Regions from separate parts of the Mus musculus genome. Here region 2 is linked to region 1. The links are chromatin loops, found by intact Hi-C in ENCODE. Cell type or tissue: left cerebral cortex. All regions are shown on one strand. Each heading gives the region's core, and the rest is flanking DNA. Links, peaks and the distances in the headings are about the cores only. Region 1 holds the start of Gm38615 (a long non-coding RNA gene). Region 2 overlaps Adgrd1 (adhesion G protein-coupled receptor D1).

Region 1 (2,915 bases), core at 200-2,699:
GAGATGGCTCCGCAGTTAAGAACACTGGCTGCTCTCCCAGAGGAACGGAGCTCAATTCCCAGCACCCACATGGCAGCTCACAGCTGTCTGTAACTCCAGCTCCAAGGGATCTGATGGCCTCAGGCAGGCAAAACATCAATACACATAGTTTTAAAAGTTTTCAAAATAAAATAAGGTAAAATAAAAGATTAAAGTCCTTTAAAAGTCATAGTAGTAATAATACTACTCTGGAGAGCAATTAAGAAAGACTCCCCACATTGACATCTGACCTACACACACACATACACACACACACACATACTCACACATATACACACACACATACACACACACACTCACACACACACACATACTCACACACACACACACTAAGGCAAGGAGAGAGTGTGTAATCAGTCATGTGAAGGAAGTATTTACAGGTCAGCACACAAGTCCCCAACATGTGTTCTAGTCACCTTCCATTCACCAACCACGTCATCCCACCGGGCCACGTCAGCACACCTGTGCTCAAAATGAAAAGAAAGTCAGGAAAAAAAAAAAAAAAAAAAGAATTGCAGTGTGTCAGCCCCAAAGAGCCTTACACATAGGCCACAGGGACAGCCACAAGCAGCTACTCTGGCAGGAACATCGATCAGGGACCTGTTGAAAGGGCTTGACATCCCGGCCGGCTGGCATTTCTGGTGGTTCCTGGGTTGCTCCTGGGAGCTGAAGTCCGTGACAGGAGAGAGAAGTGTGGCCTCCATTGGTCCCTGTAGTTGCTGCACAGGGCCATGTAGATGTGTTTCCAGTTTCCAAGTGTGTGGCATTGTGCATACCGAGTCACCGGACCTCCGTGGACACCGGCTAGCGTTCAGTGCATCACAGGATGCTGGAGTCTCTGCTGGAGTCTTTTTTTTTTTTTTTCCACCATGTCTCCATCTAAACAAACGGGGGCGGGGGAGGGGTGGTGGGAGCTGTGAAGGAAGGAAAGAGCTTTTGCTCTGTCCTAATTCACACTTAATGATTGCAAACCAGACAGCTGGAGTAGCCTTTCCACACCTGAGAACGGCCTCCTGCCCACTCCGCCATGAGCCCTCTTCTCCAAATGCCAAGACGGTGGGAGATCCACAGAAGAATCTGCAGGCTGGTCATGCCTTCGAGGTAGGACCAACCCCCGCACACTGAATACGGCTGTCCACCTGTCCTCCAGACCACTCCACCAGCCTTCCTCGCAGATAATGCAGGGTTTAAGCACCTCTGCCATCTGGAAAACCTCCCGTGCATCTGCCAGGGCCCCTCAACAGTTCATGAGGGGGGTGGCTACCCGGAACTGCTATACAGAGGTCCCAAGAATGAGGCCGGGTGAGCATCTCTTAGGACCACACTGTCCTGGGAACTTGCCATCCAGAAAGAGTACCAGAGGGCAGTTGAGATAAAAAGACAATTGTGGAGTGCCTGTTGGGGTCCCGTGTTGTGGTTCCCACCCCCGCGAGTCCTGTCTCCCGACTCCAAACCCCACCCCCGTCACCCTTACCCCGTCAACGCCTCCTCCCCCATTCTAGAATTCTGTGACAGAACCTCTGATCCCTCTGCTCTGCTGCCCCCTGGTGGACATTCTCTGTAAATTCGCGCTTACTAGCTGGCTCCCCAGTACTCGCTGTTTTCTGTAGAACAGCCCGAGCAAGGGGGCACCCCATCTTCGCCCTTCCTCAGACTCACCTCCTTATTTTTCTCCTTCCTTAGCGATCCAGACATTCAGTCCTGCCGCCCTTATTTGCCGAAGGTCCCTCTCCCCACCAGCTGACATTCTTTCGGCAAGCTTCCTCCACCCAGAATTTCAATCCTAACTTCTAGAGCTGACTGGCATCCTGCCCTGTGCTGTGTTTCCTGTCCACACAGCGTTTAGCATCAGACTGGCAGGCTGTGTGATTACCTCGCAAACTACAGTGACAGACTGTGACAACAAGGGGACGTGCTATTTTCTTAATCTCCTACCCTCAGCCAATAGTTGAGGTCACCTAGTGGGTGAAGGAGTTTATGACTTAGAGAAATATGTAAGCTACCATCCTGGGGACACTTGGTTTCCTTGGGCTAATGATGGAGAGAAAAGGCCAAAGGGAGAGCAGAGTTTATAGTGGCCATCCCTCAGAGGCCGCTATTTGGGACACATCATGTGCAGAGCCTTTGTTACAATCATATGACCCAAGAACTACAGAGCCAGTATCAATCGTGTGCTGGCAATACACTCTCAGACTCACCCAGATCCACCAAGTCACATCATAACTGCTCTGTGACAAGATCTCAGAGACTCGAGCACACATGCATCAACGTTTGGAAGGCCACTACGGCTCACCTGCCAATAGCCTGTATAAACAAAGCAAGCAGCATCCACGGCTGTGCCTTGGTCTTAGGCCACCATCTTGTCCTCCAAAGACCCAGTAAGTATCCCTAAGATTTTAGAACACCCCACCCCCACCCCCCTAGAGTAAACTCGTTTAACCAGGCTCTGACGTTCAGAAGCCACCTTGGCCAGACGACTTCCCAGCTTGCCTGGTGTGTCTGCTGCTTGGCATCATCTGAGCTGCTGTAGTGGATGTGAGGCTTGGGTACCACTGCAAAGCCATCCTCCTCCAGTTGAGCCTCACTAGCCCTTTTCCTAGTGGGGCCTCTGTAGAATCCATTTGCCAAAGCTTAGGATATCATTTCAGGACATAGCTTGGAATAGGCATTCCAGAGTTCCCAACAGTGTGGATGGTAAGTGAATGGCTTGGTCTAATGTGACCCAGCCCACATAATGTCATTTTAGCTTCATCCTCGATAGCTGGTACCTACATATCTGGGGCTTTGGATGCCTCTCTTTTAGGTAGAAATCCATGAAGTCACATCGCAAATGTGTCTCCAGTTTTTCCTTCCCTCAGTGGCACCAAGAGATACCT
Region 2 (2,915 bases), core at 189-2,688, 55 kb before region 1:
GAATGTTTGGGATGACAGATTTCCATTTTCCCTGCTCTGGTTTGTCCTCAGCATATACGTGTCAATGTGACATGCAGCACCGGTAAGAACGCAGAATTGCTCTGGGTGGATTCAAACCTGAAAATCAAGATCCAGGAGATGGCTCAGAGGTTCAAGCATTTGTCGGGCAAGTGTGACTTCTGGAATTTGGATCTCTATAGACCCACATAAATGCCTGGCCAAGGCAGCCTGACTGTAATTTCATCCTCAGAGTGCTGAGACAGAGAGTCCCCAGAGCAGGGGACTAGCAAGACAAACCATATCCATAAGCTCTGGATTTGATTGAGAGACCTTGTCTCAAGAAATAAAGTTGAAGAGCAACTGAAGATTCCTAATATCAACCTCAGGCCTCTATATACCCACACCCACACCCATACCCACACTCCTACACACACACATACACACACACACCCCACACACACACACAATACACACACATACACACACAGAGAGATGTAAACACGCACACATACATGTACATGAAAAATGGAGAAATAAATAAAGCCAGTCAAACATGGTGGTGCAGGTCTATCAACTCAGGTACTTGGGAGGCTGAGGCAGGAAGATCACAAGCTCAAGCGAGTTCAAGACCATCCTAGGCAACTTAATGAGATCCTGTCTCTCAAAAGAAAAGTAAGAAGAAGGTGGAAAATGTTGACCAGTGATAGAGCACTTGCCCAGGATGCTGGCCATGGGATTAACCCCAGAGTTGAAGTTTTTTTTTTAATTAAATTATATATCTATCTATCTATCATTATATAGATCTATAGATCTATCTATCTATAACCTATCTATCTTTCTATCTAATATATCTATATATCTAATTTGTCTATAGATACAGATAGACCTCAGCCACTAGTATAGGGTGATGCTGAGAGGCAGCGCAGAGGTTTGAGGGATGGTGTGGTCCAGGCCACCCTAGCTCTGTTTGGAGGAGGGGAATTACATCTCTCCCTCCTGAGCTTTCTCCATCAGAAAGCTCGGGTGGTACCCTGCCCCTCCCCCATCCACCTCACTGCCCTCAGAAACAAGCAGTTTTATATGGAAATGAACAAGGCACATTGTGAAATTTTTGTTGTGAAGTGTATCCCCAGCAGGATTCATGGAAGTCCTTCCTCCCAGCTCCCCGCCCCTCAAAGGAAAAAAAAATGTGGCTGCTTACAAAAAAAAATTCCTTTCGCTCAACTCAAAATGATGCTGTCTCTGCCAAATGTGCCTCTGCCCAGGAAGAGAAATAAAAATGAAAAATTCAATACGGTGTTAGGTAATAAGAATAAAAATTAAAAATTCAGGATAGTGTTGAACCGGGACGAGGAAAAAGCGGGCCGTGAACTCTGCTGGTGAAGCCGCTTATTTTAGCTCAGCCAACCTGCAAAGTAATGACTCCTGTCTGCCGGAGCCCTCATTGAAATATCAGTCTGTGTCTCCGTGGTGTGGAAAGATTCACAATGTGCCCACAAGAGCACCTGTCAAAAGCTTAGATCATCAACACAGAGAAGGAAGTCTGAAGGGGAAAGAAATAAGCATAACACAGCACATTGGTTCCGTATTTTGCCCCTGTTAGCATCGGTAAATCCTAATCTTTCTACAGCCCCTTGTTGAGGATGCGCTGAGTTAGACAGAAGCATCCAGGAGGCATCCAGACCAGCTGTGTCTGCTCACTAAATGCACTGTGAGTGACGCTTTGTGTTGAACACTGTAAAGGTCTCAGAGAGCTAGGGGTGGTCCAGACAGAGTCCCCGACAGTGCCAGAGACTAGAAAGGAAATGTGACAATATTCTACCATCAATCACCAAGTCCTGTGGAGGAGCTGCCACACAGGGACCGCAGGGCTAAGGCAGAGGCTCTTGTCAAGTAAGTGAAGCACGAACAGAGACCCAGGTCTGCAGGTAGAAGCCCAGATTCCCAGAGAGTTCCTTCCCACTCTGAGCTTCTGCACATGGGTGCTCTATGTAGTGGGGGAAACGGTAACTGGAGGAACATAGCTGGCTCCCTGAAGCTGATGGTCGGAGTTCGGTATGTGTCTGAATTGGTAGAGTGTTGGCCTAGTGTGTATGAAGCCCTGAGTTTGTATAAAATCAGGTGTGGGGTGAATTCTTGTAATTCTTGTCTTGAAAGAAAGCAAGATGGAGAGAGAGAGAGAGAGAAAGAGAGAGAGAGAGAGAGAGAGAGAGAGAGAGAGAAACACCCAGCCTGATGTGTTTTGATAGTCATTTGAACTGGGGACCAGCTCAAACTGTAGGTTAACAAACATCAAGACCTTGACACTTGAACATTTAAAATTGTTCCACAGTTTCTCATAAAGCTAAAAATAGGATCTTACCACCCAATCATATCACCCATGAATATATATATATATATATATATATATATATATATATATATATATATCCTATCACAGAGATACTTGTATAGTGATGTTCACTGTTCCTCTCTACACAATAGCCAGAAAATGAAACTACCCTGGCTGTCTATCAACTGCTGAAGGAATAATAAGAGGGTGGTACCTTTACACAACTGAATTTTATTCCGCTTTAGAAGAGAATGAAATCATGAAATTTACATGAGAATGGGGGGAAGTGGAAAACATTATACTAAGTGAGGTCACCCCCATGTAGAAAGAAAGACACAGTGTCTCGTGCTCGCTCTCATACACAGAGCCTCGCTTTGAAGTCTTAGATTTGTGTGTTTAATTTGGAGTGTCTGTAGAGAAGCCAGAAGGGGCCTGTGAGAAAGGGAGGGGAAGAGGCCTGAAGGTACAAGGGGATAGGAGAATATATGGACTATGAAAGCAGAGTGAGGCATGCTGGGAAAGCAGAGTAAGGCATGCTGGGAAAGCAGAGTGAGGCATGCTGGGAATTAAAGGGTAAAGTAGG

Evidence for each region. Peaks named below come from ENCODE experiments on the same cell type or tissue, not always from the same donor. Only the 100,000 strongest peaks of a DNase experiment are listed, where the experiment ranks them.
Region 2: a loop joins it to region 1, with 4 times the contacts of the local background. A loop is called at or near these places in 7 of 42 quality-filtered maps.

Annotation. Positions count from the first base shown.
Region 1 is chr5:129,062,151-129,065,065 of GRCm38, reverse strand. It overlaps Gm38615 (a long non-coding RNA gene), which reads right to left and starts at 1,488. Exons shown (of 3, transcript XR_868544.1): 1 at 582-1,488. In left cerebral cortex, for the core only: a CTCF peak has its summit at 1,597 (motif pointing left); a DNase peak (open chromatin) is centred at 1,589; H3K4me3 peaks cover 305 bases; H3K27ac peaks cover 474 bases.
Region 2 is chr5:129,117,521-129,120,435 of GRCm38, reverse strand. The region is part of intron 4 of Adgrd1 (adhesion G protein-coupled receptor D1); the gene reads right to left. Among named protein-coding and RNA genes, the nearest start is that of Gm46923, 2.3 kb to the right of the region's middle. In left cerebral cortex, for the core only: no CTCF peak of the experiment used is centred there; DNase peaks (open chromatin) are centred at 1,271 and 1,425; H3K27ac peaks cover 1,009 bases.